Regions from separate parts of the Homo sapiens genome. Here regions 1, 2 and 4 are each linked to region 3. The links are chromatin loops, found by intact Hi-C in ENCODE. Cell type or tissue: PC-9. All regions are shown on one strand.

Region 1 (5,000 bases), 99 kb after region 3:
ACAGTGCCCCTAACTGCAGGGAGGCTGTGATGAGCATTATGGAGAACATACAATGGGCATCGCTCAGACATGAGTGATAGTGCTGTTAGCCCTGAGTTCAACATTAATGAAATCAACAATATATGTTAAATAAGATGTCTTTGAACGGGAACAGTTTATGTACTCATCAGTTGATAAAAATGCTGTGACCAGGAACCTAACCATGCATTTCCCCACGGCCATTGTTCAGTATTTGATAATTCAGTGCTCCCTGTGATTTTATAGGATGCAACTACCACAAATAACAAGAATCAACTGTACTGGCCTCCTACCATAAGAAATACACATTCATAAAGACACAATAAAAGAAGATGTGCAAAGCTATGGTTTTTAGATGACTAAAAATTATCTTCTAAAATATCAAAAGAAATATCAAAGAAAATAGACTTTAATTATTATCATAGATGTCTTGGTGTCCTGTGAACAGGTTGGCCATGTTTGGTTGAACTGTAAAGACACACATAGTTCTTAAGGTATTGTGTATATACTCCATATTTTTTTTTCTTGCCTTCATTTCGGCAAAGACACCAATAATGTTGTTATAATAAAGATTTCCATATAGTTTGTTCTATGGTTAAGAATAAACCAAAGAATTAAAAATGTAATTGTATGCAATATATACAAAATATAAATATATTTTATCTAAGAGCAAATTTAAATAAATACTAAAATTGAAAAATTTAAATATTTATTTTTTATTGTTATCTTTCTTCCAAAAGTTAGTTTTCTATTAAAACTAAGAGAAAAAATAGAAATTGTGTTACATGAAATCAAAATGTATAATAAGTTGTTTACATAGAAATTATGATTAATACGTATCAACTTTTAAAATAAAACTTAATGTATTAACATTTTACACTTATTAAGTGTTTTAATAAAACCATTCACAGTTCTAGCTTTCAATATCTATCTAGTTGCCAACATAAAGCACTGGTATCACTCAAGCAACCTCTAGATCTATATATAAATTTAAAATAATATGATTGTTTAACATAGCAAAATGTCTCTTAGCTACTATGTGCAACTACTGAAAAGACCTTGTTAATTCCCAAGTACCTGCAGAACCACAAACAGGAGGAGAAGCAGGAAATGAATGCTGGGCAACACTGAGAAACAGTATTTTGTTGTACAAGAATAGAAGGATTGGGCCGGGTGCCGTGGCTCATGCCTGTAATCCCAGCACTTTGGGAGGCCAAGGTGGGTGGATCATTTGAGGTCAGGAGTTCAAGACCAGCCTGGCCAACATAGTGAAACCCTGTCTCTACTAAAAATAAAAAAATTAGCTGGGCGTGTTGGTGGGCGCCTGTAATCCCAGCCACTTGGGAGGCTGAGGCAGGAGAACTGCTTGAGCCTGGGAGGTGGAGGTTACACTGAGCCAAGATCAGGCCACTGCACTCCAGTCTAGGCGACAGAGTGAGACCCTGTATCAAAAAAAATCAATCAATTAATGGAAAATAATAGAAGGATTTGGCAAATTAATTAACTTACCTTTTCTGTCTCCCAAAAGATCTCACCACTTAAATTTTCCCTATACTCTGGAGTAGTGCTTTTGTCTGTGCTGACAACAGGGATGCAACCCCAGAATTTCCATAGCATTCAGATGCAGTCATTTACTGTTTCAAGGACATTAGACAAAGATGTTGAGAAGCATATCCCTGGGCCATGAACAATGTCAGTCATCAAAAGGGATATCTGAGGTCGAGCTGTGGCAGATCTGGGCCCTGAATCTGAGCCGTGTCTAAGAAGGTGCTGAGTACTCCTAATAAAGGTAAAAGGGGCTGCATTGAGAAGGAAAGTCGCTGCAAGCATTCCTGATCTCACTGGATCATGGTGCACATTAGGCCATTGGCTGGACACAGCCACATGGACGTCTGGTGACCGTGGCACGGTGCGCTGCATCTGAAGTACCCGCCTGGGTTGGCTACAGCTCTGAAATGAATTAAACCCTTTCTCCTGGTTGAAGCTGAGTTTCCTGCTATCAGCATAGCAGAAGACACTTGCAGCCTTAAGTACAAAATGAGGTAATATTGTGAAATGTTTATTGTTGTCCATGTGATTCTTGGAGGGCATCTAACTATGGATTCCTGTTCCATTGACTGGCCAAAGTCTATTCCCTCTTCCAACCTTTTGAATTAATTAAAGAAACACTTTTATTTTTTTTTGGTAACTGACTTACTTCTTCCACCTTAGACAACCAATTTCTCTTTGTTTTCTAAATGTAGCAACATACACTCTTTCCTAGGGCTCATCACGTTAATGGCAGCAAGAACAACAATAAAGGCAAGCGTTTCTGGAATGCTTACTAGCTGCCAGGCACTGTTCGAAGCACTTTAAATGTGTGCACGAATTTGTCCTCATAGCAAGCCCAAGAGATGAGCACATTTTTACCAGAGAGGAAACTGAGGCACAGAGGAGTTGAAGGGACCTGTCAGAGTAAGGTTACACAGGGAGTCTAACTCCAGTCCGTGTTCTTATGCAATTTGCTATATGATATTATGGGAAACGAAGAAATGGTACTTTTTATGTGCCATAGACATGCTTGGCTCATTTTACAGAAAAAAATAGATTTTCCTGCAAATGGGTTGAAAATAATACATACAAGAAAGAGCACTGTTATGTGTTCACTCATTGCTTTTCCTTCTGGGAGATGATGCCGTTGTCGATACCATTAATACTAGAAGTGGCTTCTATTTAGAACTCCTTATTGGCTTTTTTTTTTTTTTTTTGAGACGGAGTCTCACTCTGTTGCCCAGGCCTGGAGTGCAGTGGCACGATCTCGGCTCACTGCAAGCTCCACCTCCTGGGTTCACACCATTCTCCTGCCTCAGCCTCCTGAGTAGCTGGGACTACAGGTGCCCACGACTACGCCCGGCTAATTTTTTGTATTTTGTTTAGTAGAGATGGGGTTTCACCGTGTTAGCCAGGATGGTCTCAATCTCCTGACCTCGTGATCCGCCTGCCTCGGCCTCCCAAAGTGCTGGGATTACGGGCGTGAGCCACTATGCCCAGCTGGCATTTTTTTGATAAAGGGCCTCAGGTGTTCATGTAGAAAAGTGAACAGAAGAAAGAACTCCATGCAACCCATCACTGCTCAAAAATCTGCAAAGAACCTACAAACCTCAGGAATGTGTTTGCAATGCCCTGAAGTGTCACATTTCACTGGGCAGGAAACAGTTAAATAATTTCCCCCAAGGTCACCCCTAATGTCAGTAGAAGAGCTGGGCATGGAGCCCGGGTCTCTGGCTCCCCTCCCTGAATTTCAGGAAGCAAACTACACTCTGACATTTAATCAGTGAGACATTCTGTTTGTGTTTAAGCATTCCCTCGCAATATTTGCAACCCAAACCTTGTAGCATGGAGTCAGCGCCTGAGAAACTGGGAAGGACATCTGACCCAAAGCCAAACCGCCAGTACTAGATGTAGAAAGAATAAGTTAAATCTAGCCATGTTCAATAAATGATGCCATTAAAAAATCGTCTCTGAAGACTTTCTCCTAATCCCCAATGTGAACACAGGTCAAATTACATTATGGTAGATGTGGTCATTATAAGATTCCTGATCCTCAGCCAATGGCCCTCTCCCTTATTTCCAGCATATTCCTTGCAACCAAATTCTAGGACATTCTCTGAGAATTTGCTACAGAGGGATTTGATCTGTACCCTAAAAGGGTACCATCACACATCTAAAAGAGTGGAAGGCGTGCAATGGATGGCGACCGTCTATTAGCAGGAGGTTGAACTGCATGGTCTATTTTTCAGAACTCTGAGCGCTGAGCCAAGATTAAAGCAAGAGAACTGTCATGAAGGATTGGTGTTTTAGGCCTGAGGCAGCTTTGGTTTCACCTTGTCTACAATTATGGAAAGGCCTACATCTTGCCTGTTCTGGGTGGAAGAACAGACTGAAAAACGTTTACGCGCTTTACAAAACAGCTACATTTCCCTCTTGTTTTTCACCCCCCGTCCCCACCCTGCCTTCACCTTGGAGATGATCCTGTCAATTCAGTCCTGAAAAAGAACTTTCTTTCAGAACAGCTTCTTCCTGGTGCTCTCACTCCTTGACACTGGCCAAGGGTCCTCTTTGCCTCCAGAGGATGGATCCATCTTCCCCTACCGTGGAGACCATGAGAAGAAACATGGAGACACCAGGAGGCTTCAATTCGTCTCATACTGGAGTCTTCTTGTTGCATCTCTTTGTTTTCACATGACTATCTGCCAGGTTTCTGACTCTTTGTATCCCAGGAACCTTGTCTGGAGTCTTCATCACTGCCTGACTGGCCTTTGGGCCCCAGGATATGCCTTCCTGGGTCTATGGAAACTCACTAAGCCCTGAAAGACTGGTGGACTTTCTCATTCATCTGATTCAGAGTGAATGTATCTTGTGTATGTGAAGTCCCAGACTGGGCCACTCTTGGTATATGCTGTCCAATCTTAACACAGTATTAGTGAGCAGGAACCACCCATATAAGAACATAACTAGAAACCCCATCATGGGCTCAACGATCCCCTGTCAATGGGTGACAGTCACTCTGTGCCAGACTGGTCTGCCTGACACCACAGAGTCCACCAATGTGTGATCCATTGTATGGAAGGCATGCTTCAGACTGTCCCTTCAAAGCTCCTTTGTAGTCCTTTAGAGATTGTTTCAGTGGCCTTCCCTGGAGTGTTCTAGTTTGATTATGTCTTCTCTGTTGGATGTAAGGTCATACTGTAAGTCTCCAAAAGCCTATGATGTGATTTTCACTTGAATTTTCTACTAACACACAGTCCAGACAATTTGCTGCCTAAACATGATAGAATTAAGTAACAGTTTAATGTTTCCTATTAGCCATATGATTCTCATCTACTAAAAAAGATACCTGTATTAGTCTGTTTTCACACTGCTGACAAAGACATACCCGAGACTGGGTAACTTACAAAAGAAAGAGGTTTAATTGGACTTACAGTTCCAGTGGCTGGGGAAGA
Region 2 (5,000 bases), 82 kb after region 3:
TTGTTGCAAACCTCAATTAACTTCTTTATCTTCCTGACTAGAATATAAACTCTGTGATAGTTCTATCAACAAGGCCCAGGGCCATGGTTAGATAACCTCCTGCATACACATCATAGTGTGTATGTTGGCCTGTACCCCACACAAATTTTCCCATACACACACTCACTAACACTCCCCAAATACTCTCAGAGACCCACGCCCACAACACATGTTCTCTCATCTTTCAGCAAGATGTCAACATCACACCCAAATGTGGTATCAACGTCACCCATACAGTGGGGTATACAGTGACAACATCCCTCATAGACAAAATGTCAGTGTCACCCACAGACATAGTGCCAACATCCTACACAGACTTAATTTTTGTCCATATTTATCCCCAGTGTCTCTCAGCGCATATGACATAGTAGATGTTTAATAAAGGCACATTGAATGGAGAGCTACGGGCTGCTGCAGGAGGAATGGATTTGTATGAGGGTTTGATGTCTGAGCTAAGCAAAAGGTGCATATAGTTTCTTAATGAGCCATCGGTAGGTCTGCTGGCCAAGACGAGTAACATCCCAGGAGATGGTGAGAAAACTGACTGCAAAGTCATCTCAACCCACTGTCAGTGTTCTTAGGGGAATAAACTATGGGCACAGAAAAAACACCAGAAATTCAGAGGAGATAGGTACTATGGTTTTCAATACAGACTGGTTAGATTCATGTCAACCTCAGAAATAATGATAATAACATTTTGTGAATATTTAGTAAAAAGTAGTTGTTTTCACCAGGAATATTGGAATCTCACTTCTTGTGGGATAGGTTAATTAGTCTATTGAATCAAAAAAATGAGACAGACTCCATGTACATAGACTTCAGTGGTCTATTTGACAAGGTCTACACTACTCTGTTCTAAATGAGGTGAGCACAGAAAAGCAAGAGGATGTTGTCTTGGTGTCAGTTAGTGGGAAATGCAAGTAGGTTTCTAGTGGTTAGTCCTAGAATTTTGTTCTCAACCTCGTCCTATTTAATAGTTTATCCAACACTTGAATGAAGATCCAGGAGGCACATGGAGTGGATTCATAGATAACATCTGTCATCAAAATACTTTGCAAGCCAATATAAGGAACCTGAGAGGATTCAATAATAAGAGGAAATGGTATGCATGTTGTCGGATGAAATTTGACAAGAACAAAATATAAGGCTCTGTAACATCTTCTCAAACAGCATCTGTATGTAGGTTGAGGGAACTTGTGGCTCCCCACACTATGAGTTAACGGTGTGATTTAAGGCTTCCCTAAAGGAAGTAAAGAACAGATAACGAAGGAAATGGTAGTCCCGTTTTCTGCATGCTGATGGATCACACTTGGAATATTGCTTTTGACTCAGGTAGGTACCAGACTTTCTAGGTGGATCAAAGGTGGAAAAGAGCAAGTGAAGTATTTAAGAGTCCTGTAACCATGTCTGAGGAGAAAGAGTGGAAGGATCTGGAATGAACGGCCTGCAGAAGGGATGGTCCAGGGGCCACAGCAAATCGTCCTTCATATCAGAAGGGCTGTCACATAGAAGTGAGATCTTGTTGGTCTGTGTGATTGATCCCACAGGTAGAACTGAGACCAACAGGTGCAAGTTGCTGGATACAATCACATTTTGTATTATAAGCAAGAGACTTAGAATAGTCACATCAATAATTAGAAAGACATTTACCAATATGTTGTTGGTTCAATCTTTAGATGGGAGATCAGCCTGAATGAACTTCTAATGTGCATTTTTCCCTCCATGTAAAAAATATGCCAGTAGCCTTGTATGGTCAATTGTAAAAATAACCCCAAATTCCTCCCATACCTTTATGCACACTCCTTTGCAATGTGGTGTGGTAGCATCTCCCATCAAGAGTTTATTTCTCAACCCCTTGAATCTGGGCTTGGCCCTGTGACTTTTTTTTGATTAATGGGGCATCAGCAAATGTGACTCATTTGTGAAGGAGAGGCTTCAAAAGTGCTTGTGTCTCAGGGCTTTCCCTAATGCTGCCCCTGGGAATCCTGAAACTGCCATGAACCTAGACTGGCGAGCTGGAGACTCTTGACTCAGCCAGCTGTCTCACTCCAGTTAACTACCAGTACCAACAGCCAAACACGTGAGTAAGGACATCGTAAACCAAGCAGATCCCAGAAGAACGGCCCACTGACCACAGGTGGATGACTGAGCCCAGGCAAGACCAGCAGAACTGCTCTGCTAAGCCCAGTTCCAACTGCTGTATCAGAATCATTAACTAATAAACGATTGTTATTTTCAGCCACCATGCTTTGGGGTAGTTTATAACACAGCAAAAATGGATATATCATAGGCAATACTCTGTCCCAAAATATATCCAGGTTGTTTTCTTTCACGCACTCTTTTCAAGGGGGGATTTGAGCATTTTTCTTTTCTTAGTTAAGACAGAATCTACTCTTAATAGTACAGGGAACCAATGTGGTGGGTTGAAATGGTGGAAAAGTAGCGGAAAATACGGCAAACCCAGAAAGACTTCTGTTGGCCTAAGATTTTTTTAAAAGGTTTACTGACATGGATAATTGATTACATGGTTGACTGTCCAACTGACGGCTGAATGAGAACAGTCGCCAAAGCCATGAGCCGACAGACAATATGGGGCTGCAGCTTTCGGTTTCTCCACTAACGGTAGAGGCAGATTGAAACTTTTCATTACCAGGTCTTCACATGTCTTCATATTCTTGATATTAATAACTCCACTTTGTATAGCACATTTTGGTTCAAAAAACATTTTTGACATCCATTATTTCAGGTATTTATAGTTAGCATTTCGCACTGAGAATATTAGAGGTATGTACAACAGATGCATTTAGTTGGGGTGTGCAGAGAGTTAGGTTCTTGCATCAATTTTGCTGCAGCAGTGCAGAACGAGAGTGGAGGAGAGGAGGGAGCAGGGTTAATAGGTCAAGGGAAAGCCCCCTCCCACCCCCTCAGCACCGCCCTGCTGAGGAAATAAGCTGTTCTCCCTATTCCATTGCCCGCAGAAGGCAGCTGAAGACTTCCCATACTGCCGTAGTTCAAAGGACCAACGCTCAACACATGATTTCCTCTATTTGCTTTCCTTGGTGTGATAGCCTCTTGAGGAAATGCTATTTATTTATTTACGTATTTCTTTATTTTTAGGAACATGTCTGGCCTGATTTGAAGCTGCTACATCTACTTTGAAAGAAGCCACATAACCTTTGCTGCTACTTCATTTCAAGTTTTCCTTTGAATTTTCTATTTCCTGAGCTGGGAGAAATGAGAGGATGCACCCTCTCCCTTTCTAACAGGTTAGACCAGGCAGAGGCCTAAAAATGGCGTCTCAGGGTTTTATCAAAGCCTTGAACTTCTGGCAGGAGCTTCCTTCTTTCAAGCTATGCCGGCTTTCTTCATGACTTTGATTCACATCTTCTTTGTCCTGCTATTACAAAGGAGCTGTCCATGTCTTCTCCACTCTCTTGGGGAGTATATGTATTCCTTGTTTATTCCTCCTCTAAATCAGAGTCTTATAAATATTCAGAAGTGCTGGCCAGCAAAGAGACTTGGAGTCAGGATTTTTGGGTTGGTGGATTTTTTTTCCAATTCAAGCTTTTGGACACGTGTTCCTCCAGGAAGCTTGGAGCCTTATCCTACTGCAGACCTCCAGATCCTTTGAGGCCAACTGGCTGGCTAATTAATTAATGGACCGGCTGATTTAGCAAATGGCCTTACAGAGGTGTTACTAAAACACTAAAAAACAGAACGATTTTATTTACAACCTCATCATCCCACAAGTCAAACAGGATTCATCTTCCGTAGGGCTCTGTGATGGTTGTTTCTCAGGACTAGATATTGTTAGAGATCAAATATAGTTATATATATTTCTGTGTCTATATATATATATATATATATATGGATGTATATATAGGTGTGTGTTTATATAGATATATATATATAGACATTTATGTATATATGTCTACGGATCTAACACTCCAAAAATCTTAGCATGGAAAACACTTTGAACTTATAAATAAGCCATTTTCACTTAAAGATTCCCCTTCTTTCACTAGAAACCTTTTACACTTTGTTTCCCCTCCCCACCTCAACACCCTGCTAGCTTCCCTCCCACCCCCCACCCTGGAACAACAGATTGGGTTAGTGCTAGAAAATGTCTTTTATGGGCAACTTAGGCAACATTCCGTTGTCAATACAATCAACAGAAGTCAGAAATGTCAATATTAGGCAACAGTCAAAAAATTCAAATGAGTTTCTGGAAGTTGTTCCATTTCAGCCCCCTAGTAATTTCTGAGTAATTCCTTCATTTGCCTTCCAAACACTTGGCACAATATTATCTTCAGGGCACAAGCTATGCCCATTAAGCAAATTTATCCAAGCAAAACTGTGCAGCAAAAAGTGGTTTAACATATTCCAAGGTTCAATGTCTCTTTTTTAAGGCAGCTGCTCCTCTCAGCAAAAATAGAATTTAGGGAAGTGCCAACCACAGCATCCTGGGGACTGAAACATCTTTACACATAGTTGTTCTATTTTCAAATAAGAATATATATATAGATATAGATGATGTTTAAACATTGCAAAGCTTAAAGGCATTCACAGAGAGATTAATTGTTGTGTGTGACTATAAGTAACACAAGGCTGAGATTAATAATCTGCTCAGAGAACTATTTTTCATGCGACACACAGAATCTTATTGTGTGTATTTCATTATTGCTATCTGATGGTCCCAAGGGTTCACTGTGTTTATATAAAGATTCCTTGCCTCTTTCCAGAGCCTGGAATGTTTATATTTTAGCACATAATCTTCAGAGACTCTGATGTGAAAAGTAGAATGTGTTTTTAAAAACTCGTTGTGTATTTTCCAGAGTTATTTACAAAAAAAAAATTTTTATTGAATTTGCATTGATCAGTAGTTCCCAACCAGAGGTGACTTTGCTTCCCAGGGGACATTGGGCAATGACTGGAGATATTTGTGGTTGTCACAACTAGCA
Region 3 (5,000 bases):
AAGCCTTTGCAGAGGTACAAAAGCTAGTGATAAAGCTGATCACTAATGTGCCATATTTCCTAAAGACACTGGGCAATGTGGCGCAGTCCTCAGACAGGACATTGTTGTAAATGCAGTGGGTGTGGTTTCCAATTATGGGCTCCCAAACAGCTTGGCTGCCCAGGAGAAGCGTCTGTCCATATGCACATTTCTGTTAGATTATGTACACATCTTTGAAACTTACCGTGGATACAGGAAAAGCCAGAGTGGTGAAAAGCAGGTCTCTGAAGGCAGTTAGGAACTTAATGTCTTTTCCCCCTTTGGTTCTTTTCAGCACATCATCCAGGCAGGTGACCCCGTAGAAAATGGTCTGCAAGAGCTAAATCCATTACAACAAATGAGGGCATTTTCATTTACTTTAATTAATACCTTCTTCACTGATGGAAAACTCCATCCCTCTGAGAGTAATGTGGCTTTGAGAGGGAGAGGGCTGTTGGGTTGTTTTGGTTGAGAGCCAATTCAAGGGCTGGGCTTCCAGCTCATTGGGTCCTGACCCTGCTCGCTAAGACTGATTGAGCAAATTTGTTTAGGGGACAATAATGTGTACAGTATTTAGTGTAATGGACTTGAGCTAACATGGAAACAAAATAAAGAGTCAGCCTAAAAGGGGAATGTAAGGAGATGGATACCTTGACGGCACAGAGGTTGGAAGAACCAAATAAACAGCTCAAAGGCAAAGAGGCAGATACAGGGTGGACAGAGTCAGGAGTCTTCCTGGGAAGGAAAATTAGGAAAAATGCCTAGTGCTGAAATCTCACTAGAGAAACTGGAATCAGGTCAAGAGGACCACCACGAATCTCTGTGCTCTCCCAAGAAAGGCACACAAAAGGGTGCCTTGCTCAGCCGAAGAAGAGCCGGTGCACTTTCTTCCTTAAATAGGGCACCTGCAGGCCTCACCGAGACAATCTGGCCGTGGCAGCAATTTAAATCCAAGGGGATAGAGCAAGCCATGAGCGCTGGTGGGTTACTAAGTGCTGTGTGGCCCCCAAAGCCAGGAGAAAGAGAAGGAGGGTATTTTTCAAGAAAGTAATACGATATGGAAGGCAAGCTTTGTACATTCTTGTTGCTTTGTACAGTTCTGTGGTTTCTCATTTAAGAACTGGTAGGTCATGAAGATATGGAGTTTGGGGGGTGGGGTTAAGTTAGGCTTGCGACAGAATCCATCCAAATCCTTGAAAGCCCTGGACTGGTACAAGAGGGGTGGTCTGGACTCTGCTTTTAGGGTATAAGTCAGGAAGGTTCTAGAGCCTGGGGAGCTGGGCTGGGGATTGATCAAGGTGGCTGTTGGGGAACAATCTTTGAGCTCTGGACTCTAGGAAAGACCTAGCAAAGTCAGCCACATGCTGCTCCTGGGCTGAGGGCGTAGGCAGGAAATGATACAGAGGTGGGTCAGACCAGCTACACCCATCACCCAGGAGCTTGTTAGAAATGCAGGACCTCCATCCTATCCCAGACTACGGAATCAAAATCTCTGGAAATGGGGTCCAAGAGTTTGTTTTTTAAGAAGCTTCTCCAGAGCTTGTTAAAGATTGTTTATCTGGGTGGGATGAGGGGAGAAATTGAAAAACTACCTATTGGGTACTAAGCTGATTACCCGGGTCACAAAATAATCTATACTTATATAACAAACCTGCAAATGTACCCTTGAATGTAAAATAAAAGTTAAAAAAAAAAAAGAAATTTTTGGCCAACCTTATTAAGATACACTTTACAGAATATAAAATATAGATTTTAAATGTAGAAAAAGATTATTTAATCTTTATGTAGGCTAAAGCTAGAACCACTGAATGAGACCCAAGTTTAGCCCTCAAAAATCTTACTACTCAAAGCTATAAAGCGGACTTTTATTCATTACTTGGTATGTGCCAGGCACTGAACTGTGTTTCATTCTCATAACAACCTTACGAGCCAAGTCCTATCATTAGACTCCCCCGCCCACCACCATTTTACAAACGAGGAAACAAACCTGCCTAAAGCTTCCTGGCTGGTAGATGTCAAACCCAGCAGTCCTGTTCTTGAGCTAGACTTCGAAAAAATAAAAAAAATTATCAGGTTTCTGAGCGTAGTTCAGATAAAGCATTGTGGGAGGTCAGAAGAGAGACAATTATCTCCAGGTGGGAGAATGAACGACCACTTCACAAACCACCGCTGCCTGGTTCCCACCCCCAGAGATTCTAATGTAATCAGTCTGGGGCTAGGGCCTAGGGGTTGGGATTTTTAAAATCCTCCCAGGTGATTCTAATCACGGGCAGCTGAGGCTGAGAACCACCTGCCTGGAGGAACTTCCGTTTGGAAATTCAGACCCTGCAGTCTCAAGAGAGGCGGGGCTGGGGAGATGCAGGCTGTTGAGCCCTCCTGTGGAACAAGATTGCAGGAAAGGGAGAGAGGAGAGGGGAGAACAGAAAAGCAGGCAGCAGACAGCAGGGAAAGGTCCTTGTCTAAGGGACAGGAAGGGAAAGGGACATAAAGGTACTAAAGAACGGCCGGGGGTAGAAGAGCCAGAAGATAGGAAATCATGGGCCCTGGGGTGGAGGAGCTTTCGAACCAGAAAGGGGTGTCCCAGGGAGGGGTGGGGCAACAGCTTTAAATGGCAGGAAGGGGTTGCCACCCTAATACTTCTCATTATTGCTGGTGATTTTGACATTCACACCCTCAGGGCTGCAGAATTTGGATGTGTAGTCATTTGCACAGGGAGTTGGGAGAAGTTCCCTCCTCTCTCCCTCCCCCACCAGTAGCCTCGCCTCACCCTGGTTTCACTTCCAGCCGCTCAGGCCGCAGCAGGCCAGGCTGCTGCTGTAGTTAGGAAGAGCAGGCACAGGCTTGGGCCCAGGGGAAGAGGCCTGCGCTGTTCTATCAGCAGGGCAATTAATCCCATCCTGAGCCTGGGCCAGGCCTTCCCTCTCTGGGGAGAGGCCGCCTCCGCCCGGCGTGTGAAGTCCATGTGACCTGCTTTCCTCAGGCTGGAGCTTCCTAGAGTCATCGTGAGTCAAGCTCCTCCTGACTTTCTCCTGCCTCTCCCAGTCACAGGATGTGGAAATCGGATTGGGGGAAAGAACGCATTACTCAGATCCTCCGGGCCTTCTCCATCAATAAAAACTTGCTTTACACCTCCAACTTGTCAATCCCCTCTCCCTCTCCACCCCAGCTCACGGTTACTTCTCAGGCTTATGGCACACGGGCCTCTCTAGGTGCCCACGGTGTGTGCCAGGCAGCCCTGTCGCCATCGAGCTTACTCAACATTGAGGCGTCTTTGTCCGAATTCACCACAAGCAGGTGGAACCCCCGCGTGGGGGCTCAGGAGGGAGGCACTAGGGAGCCGCCAAGGAAAAGAAACCTGCAAGAGCTGGGGCGTGAAGGGGCTGCCAGGAGCAGCTGGGGCACACGGAGAGCGAGAGAGCCTCTCCCAGGCTCCATGGGGAGGCTTCCAGGAGGGCAGCAGGGACAGGTGTGGATCAGCCCATCCCACCCGAACGGTCTGCTTATTCTCCAAAGACGATGCAATGTTTATAAAACTCAGGATGAGCTTGACTCACGATAACAGACGGAGCGATCAGGGGAGGCAATGTTAGCTGTTATGGGCTAATTTATATCCCCCACCAACCACCACCAAATTCATATGTCGAAATCCTAACCTCCAGGACCTCAGAATATGACTGTATTAAAGTGGTGATGAAGTTAAAATGAGGTCACGATGGTGCACCCTAATTCACTATGACTGGTGTCCTTATCAGAAAGGGAGATGAGGACTACAGACACACACAGAGGGAAGACCACGTGAGGGCACAGGGAGAAGGCGGCCATCTGCAAGCCAAGGACAGAGGCCTCAGGAGAAACCGACCTTGCCCACATCTTCAACTTCCAGCCTCCAGAACTATGAGAAAATCAATTTCTGTTGTGTAAGCCCAGTCCATGGTAGTTTGTTACGGCAGCCCTAGGAAACTATACAGTAGCATTAAAATATGATCGCCACAACTGGTCTTCTTTTGAGACTCTTACAACAAAATTACTATCATTTACATTTCACAGCTATTTTGGCCGCCCAGAAAAGCCCAGACGTAACGGCATCTACTTATTCTAAGTTTATTTCAGACCTGCTGCTCCCTGATTTATCCTTTCTCCTGGTTCTTCCCTAATTCTGTTCCCACTGCGTGTTCCGTGCCTTTTCCTGAAATGCTGCTTCTGAGTTCGTTAGCTGTCTTTTGTTTCTGTTGCTAGCTGACAAACTAACACCTGCGACAAAGCTGAATTGACACTTTTAAATAACTAATGCAATTCAAAAAACTGCAGTTAAAGGATATTTAGTTTTTACATTCATGTGTTTTCACAAACCCACAAAAATCTTCAAATCGTGGAAGCTTAGCCTTTCCAAGTCATCAAGCTTATCTCTTGCCTTTAAGCCAGAGCCCTCTCTCTTTAAACTACCTTAGGAAATGAGAATTTCTTCTATTTAAAAAGTAATTCCAGGGAGGGAGATTCCACAAGTTTCCTGAGCAAGACATTACAAGTCTTATTGGATGAGTCAAGTAATCCAACACCTAACTCAGGACTGTGCCTGACTCAGCCAGGCGGGACTTTCTTATTTCTCTCCTTTGAAATGATGCAAGAATTTGCGGTGGAAGACTACACCAGAAGAAAACAGCAATTGGGGGCTGTGATGAGTCCTTTATATAACAGTGGTGGTTGTGTTTGGGGCAGGTACTTTGCCAAGTATATCTGTATTCGTATGGAATATAGGATTTCTGTCATCATTCATACACATTTAACTTAAGAAACTGAGATTAAAGGATGCAATAAAGAACACAGGAGGAGAAAGAATGTGCAGAACCACAGTTTGGAATAATGAAGAGAAAAATGAGACCAAGAGCATCAAGGGACAGGTTGGAAAGAAGTACCAGAATGCTTGGCCAATGTCGCATAGCTGAGGACAACGGGCTTCAGTACAGCAGTAGGGTGGCTGTGGG
Region 4 (5,000 bases), 85 kb before region 3:
TGTGTTACAATTGAGGGTAGTAAAAATATAACTGGAGCAGAAAAAGACTTAGACAAATTTGCAATGCTTGTAAAGATGTAAAAATTTTTAAGCCTATGTTTATTTGTTGTAGTATCTGTTACAGGTATCTTGTGAAAAATACATTAATCTGTTGTGTATTATTAAACCAGTCGTACCAGTGGTGAACTTCATTTACGATTGTAGATTTTACTGTCGGTTCCATGAATTTTTGTCAGAGATAGAAGCTAAACATTAAACATGGCAGTTTTATGGTTTAGCAGTGGTAAAGTTTTATTGCAATAAAAATTTTGAGCTGAGGGATAACACTGAATTTTTTCTGAAAGAGAAGAACTGGTTTAAACCATTATTATCAAACACTGAATAGCTTTGGAAATTAGCCTTTGCTACAGACTAAATAATGTTTATTAATGAATTCAACCTAAAATCATAAGGCAAATGTCACTTATATATGTGAAGCTTAACTATAGTAAAATTACTTTGACAACTAATGTTTGAACTGCAATTAATGTCAAGCTGCTTTATACACTTTCTAATCTGTCAATGGTTAAAACAAGAATGAGATCTCCATTCCCACATAAATTTGCAGTAGATACATTCTCAAGCTCAGACAATGGTTACGGCAATGTTTTTCAGACCTCAATGGAAGTGCAAAGGAAATTTCAGTATTTCGAAACTGATTTAGTTGTACAATTGAGGAACTTCTTGCAATGTAATGACCTGTTAACAGGCAAATATAAGGGAAGAGTCTAGTAAAATTCCATAAATACCTTCTAAGCAATGAATACACTCAAATAAAAATCCATGCTCCTGAATTTCATGTTAATATTTGGTGATGCCTATCTGTATAAAAATGTAGTTTCAAATATTAGATTAAATGTATAAAAGTTCATTAAAGATCAAAATGACAGATGATATTAGCAAACAACTTTAATGATAGAAAACACTAATTTTGAACCTGAATTAAGTGAAATGTTATCCCCCCAAAAAATTCCTTTTCCTCATTAGTATTACAAAAAAAGTACTCAATTAGTAGTATTATATTTTAAGTTTCATCAACAAAAATTTTGTAAAAATTTGTGTTATCTTCTGTAATATAAGTACCTATATAACATCATTAATTTTGCTTCTTGAAGTGAAAAGTCTAAAATATTTACTATCTGTACCTTTACAGGGAGAGTTTGGTAAATCCTGACATAGATTAAGTAACATTTTCATGGGTAGTCCATCTATTTCATTTCCAAGGACACTGTGGTCAGCAATGACCACTGTAAGTCAAAAACTTTCTAATTATCACTTTGTCTCTCCTGTACTTTTCTGTAAATGCATTTCATCTTTCTTTGGTAGTAAAAACTACCAAATGACCTATGTCACTCTGGGATCTCATATTCCCACCAAAATATCAATGTGGAATCCTCACCGTCATTTGAGGCCTACAGATGACAGCCACCATATAGCTAACATGCAAGAATGCTGATGCTCTCTTCACCAGTGAATTTCTCAATTGTGAAGGAAGCATCTTTGGGCCACCTTGGGATGTGGAGAGTAGAGGCAGGGTGTTCAGGGAACACATTATAAATGTGCTTCAACATTGTTGTATTCCTAAGACTCCAGATTCCTTCACATTTTGCCAAGGAAGTTCAGGCATGTCAATCTCATTAAACATAAGCCATGGTTGAGTCAATCTATCAACCAGGCAAACTGCTAGAGCCACATCTAGCTTCACGAGATAAAATATTAAATCCGGGGTTTCTGGTAAGTGCACTCACATCAATAAGTTCAATAAAATCCAGTCCACTTGTTATATTTCATTCTCCTTGGTCTAATACCCTTGGAATAAACTCCCACACATATTTTTTTCAGGATTCTACCACTAAAATTAGCATAATCTTACAACTGTTTTAGCATGTAAGTTATTTCCTCCTGGGTCAGACTTTGTACTTGCCCTTAGGGAACATGCTGAGATCGGGCCCTTATTATGGGTATAGTGAGAAAAGGAATGGTCAGAATGGGTTGATGAGAAGACGTATTTCATGGCAAGGCAACTGCCCCATTATTAAAGTTTATTCAAGAAGCAGAAGGCTGGTCTCTCCAGGTATGTGAGGATAGGCATCTTCTGCTGGCAAAGGAGGTCAGATGACTCAGGGGTTCAGAATTCTGAGCTTGCTATGAATCCATCCTGATGTCATTCTTTCGAGTCTAAGGGTCATTATCTTTTCTAGTTGATACCCAACCTTCACTTGAGAAACTTGAGAGTCTATAAATTCAAATTCAACTTTCAACTCTGAAATCTGTGCAATTAACTTTTGTGTCTTATTTTCAGCAAACAAGAGAAAGAAATGATATTCTTTCAGGACTGGCCTGGAAGCTTCTTAATTATCTATGACTCAAGCTCAGAACTTAAAGAAGCAGGCTTTTTTTTTTCTTTCTTTCTTTTTTCCTTATGCAAGTGCTTTAGGGCATTCAGAGGGAGCCATTCCATACTATCACCCGTGTAGTCATCGTAGCTGCTGCAGTAGTCAAATGCAGAGGACATTTGGTTCTTCCAAGGCTCTTGCTTTAGTAAGCACTTGAAAAGCAACCACAGGTAATAGTTTTATAAACTGTGATGTCACTGCATGCCACTGGTTACTGGAATTCCATTTGCCATTAGCAGGAAGTTCAGCACTGCATTCAAGATGAGGGACCCAGCCAAAGCAAACCCACAATTCCATTGTTGATGTTTGGTCCTACTGATTTGGGTTCTAGACCCCCAAGGAAAGGATAGCCACCTGCTAGTGTTTCTGAGGGGGTATGAATATTGGAAAACTACAACTGGAATCTTCTGCTACTTCCCTAACCATCCCTGCCAAAGTAAAGGAGTGAGGCTGGGCGATGATGACAGCAACGGTACGCAAACAAGAAGAGTGAGTGCCTTCTTCTTCTCCAGCCATCTGGTCTTCCTCCACCCACCACTATTAGAGGAGGCACACCTGGGGCCAGGCACAGTGGCTCATGCCTGTAATCCCAGCACTTTGGGAGGCTGAGGTGGGCGGATCACTTGAGGTCAGGAGTTTGAGACCAGCCTGGCCAACATGGTGAAACTCCATCTCTACCAAAAATACCATCTCTACTAAAAATACAAAAATTAGCCAGGGTTGTTGGTGGGTGCCTGTAATCCCAGCGACTCAGGAGGCTGAGGTGGGAGTACAGGAGATTCGCTTGGACCTGGGAGGCAGAGGTTGCAGTGAGCCAAGATTGCACCACTGCACTCCAGCCTGGGTGCAGTGAGACTCTGTCTCAAAAAAAAAAGAAAAAAGGAAAGAAAAGGAAAGACACACTTGGAGGGAGCTGGTAAAGCAGAAATGGGATTTGCAAAGTCAGCCCCAGAATCACAAAGCCAAGTATAGAAGCATGAGTTTGAGTTTGATACCGAGAGAATAGCTTAATAACTGGCTCACTAATAAAGTGCACTAGGATGAAGTTTTAGCCACTTTTTCATTTAGTACACTTGTAAGACATGGTTAGAGTCTGGGCTGTAATTAAGGATATAGGAGAGGACATATATTTTCCCTTGAAAAGAAAATATTATTGGTTTCCCTATGAAATGTTTCTTTTTAACGTAGTCTCTGTGGAGTCACTCATTTACACTGTGAGCATTATTTATTAGCTCACGGATTTATAGAATACAAGTCAGGATGCACCTTCTAGGTTTATGGTGTTTGCTGCTGGGGGATTCTGTAGAATGGGAAAGAAACCTCATTTAAGCTAAGTTATGTTTTCAGCTGTGCCAGTAGCCAATTTATTTGAAGTTGGCTAGAGTCTTAGTCAATTTTCTTTTGCCACAGTCCATTATTTATCAACAGAGGTCTGTGTTAAAGAGAGAAAGAGATGAAAGAAAGAAAAAGAAAGAGAGAGGAACATACATTTAAAAATATATAAACACTTCATCGCGGCTCCTTGATCCATTTTCACAATCTCCCAGGGATTTGGGGAGAGGGAAGGAAGTGTGAGTCCCTTGCTTTAGGCACTGATTATATAAGGTGAGATTAATTTTCCCACATCGTGTATGGAATCCATCTCCTTGCTTGGCAGTCATAGTTCTGCCTCACTTAAATCTATTTGCATCTAGCTAAGCCCACAGAGGAGGGTGTAGCTTAGAATAGAATTTTGCCTTTCCAATGCTTCTTTGGGAACTTTTCAGGATGATGATAAAGGAAATAATATGGTTAGCTTCAAACGTGCTCATAATTCTTCTGCAACAAAAATTGAAAGCGAGGGGTTGAGAGAAAGGAAGAGACCTGGCTATCTTCTGGGTCATGCTGGAATGCGCTGTTGGTTTTCAAAGTGTGAGGAGTGTTTCAAGATAGTAGGGATCAGGGACAGGCCAAATGGACCCTGTGATGGGGGCCTCTGTTATCCTTCACTGCAGTTAATTAATAGCCTAAGGGAGAAGATAAAGGAGAAGAGAAATGCTTTAGAAAATAAATAAATAAAACGTGGGTACAGGGTCAAGTAGTGCTCTCGCTGTAGAAGGAGATGATTATTGTAATTAGCAGCAATGCATATGGATCGTGCCAATTTGTGAAAGCTGTGAGGGTGTCGTATTTCTTCTATTCTCTCCTCCTACAATCCTCTGCTAACTCGGCTACTCTTGTTAACCTGGTTACTCTGCTGTCTTTGTTTCTTCTCTTTCTCTCTCTCTCTCTCTGTGTGTGTGTGTGTGTGTGTGTGTGTGTGTGTGTGTGTGTATGTGCGTACGTCTGTAGGTAGCTAGATACATGGCTGTGGTAAGTAGTTCTACAGCAGGCAAATATCCCAAAACAGTCGAAAGGGCCAATGTTCTTAGTTGAATGCGACTCAAAATGCAACCAAGTCCATGGTTGCCTGTGATTAATATGAACTAACCCCCTCCCACTTGAGGATGAGAGAGGAGGATTGTGTTGCCTTAATATTCACAATTGTCCATTATCTCGCATATCAAAGAATGACTGAATTTTAAA

What was found. A loop is a pair of places that touch in the nucleus more often than their neighbours do. Peaks named below come from ENCODE experiments on the same cell type or tissue, not always from the same donor. Only the 100,000 strongest peaks of a DNase experiment are listed, where the experiment ranks them.
Region 1: it touches region 3 in a loop (5-fold over the local background); 3 of 110 quality-filtered maps call a loop at or near these places.
Region 2: a loop joins it to region 3, with 4 times the contacts of the local background. A loop is called at or near these places in 4 of 110 quality-filtered maps.
Region 4: a loop joins it to region 3, with 6 times the contacts of the local background. A loop is called at or near these places in 2 of 110 quality-filtered maps.

What each region holds. Positions count from the first base shown.
Region 1 is chr6:11,866,579-11,871,578 of GRCh38, forward strand. LOC102724379 (a long non-coding RNA gene) reads right to left here and starts at 2,022. Exons shown (of 3, transcript XR_007059913.1): 1 at 1,528-2,022. In PC-9, no CTCF peak of the experiment used is centred here; no DNase peak of the experiment used is centred here.
Region 2 is chr6:11,849,543-11,854,542 of GRCh38, forward strand. No RefSeq gene overlaps it. Among named protein-coding and RNA genes, the nearest start is that of ADTRP, 73 kb to the left of the region's middle. RefSeq lists an enhancer at 3,174-3,233. In PC-9, no CTCF peak of the experiment used is centred here; a DNase peak (open chromatin) is centred at 1,939; H3K27ac peaks cover 501 bases.
Region 3 is chr6:11,768,026-11,773,025 of GRCh38, forward strand. It overlaps ADTRP (androgen dependent TFPI regulating protein), which reads right to left. Exons shown (of 6, transcript NM_032744.4): 2 at 224-358. Among named protein-coding and RNA genes, the nearest start is that of ADTRP, 8.3 kb to the right of the region's middle. RefSeq lists enhancers at 1,939-2,462, 2,463-2,984, 2,871-3,165, 2,985-3,508. In PC-9, no CTCF peak of the experiment used is centred here; DNase peaks (open chromatin) are centred at 2,356, 3,036, 3,656, 4,596 and 2 weaker places; H3K4me3 peaks cover 3,409 bases; H3K27ac peaks cover 5,000 bases.
Region 4 is chr6:11,683,395-11,688,394 of GRCh38, forward strand. No RefSeq gene overlaps it. Among named protein-coding and RNA genes, the nearest start is that of ADTRP, 93 kb to the right of the region's middle. In PC-9, no CTCF peak of the experiment used is centred here; DNase peaks (open chromatin) are centred at 2,177 and 2,507; H3K4me3 peaks cover 706 bases; H3K27ac peaks cover 2,562 bases.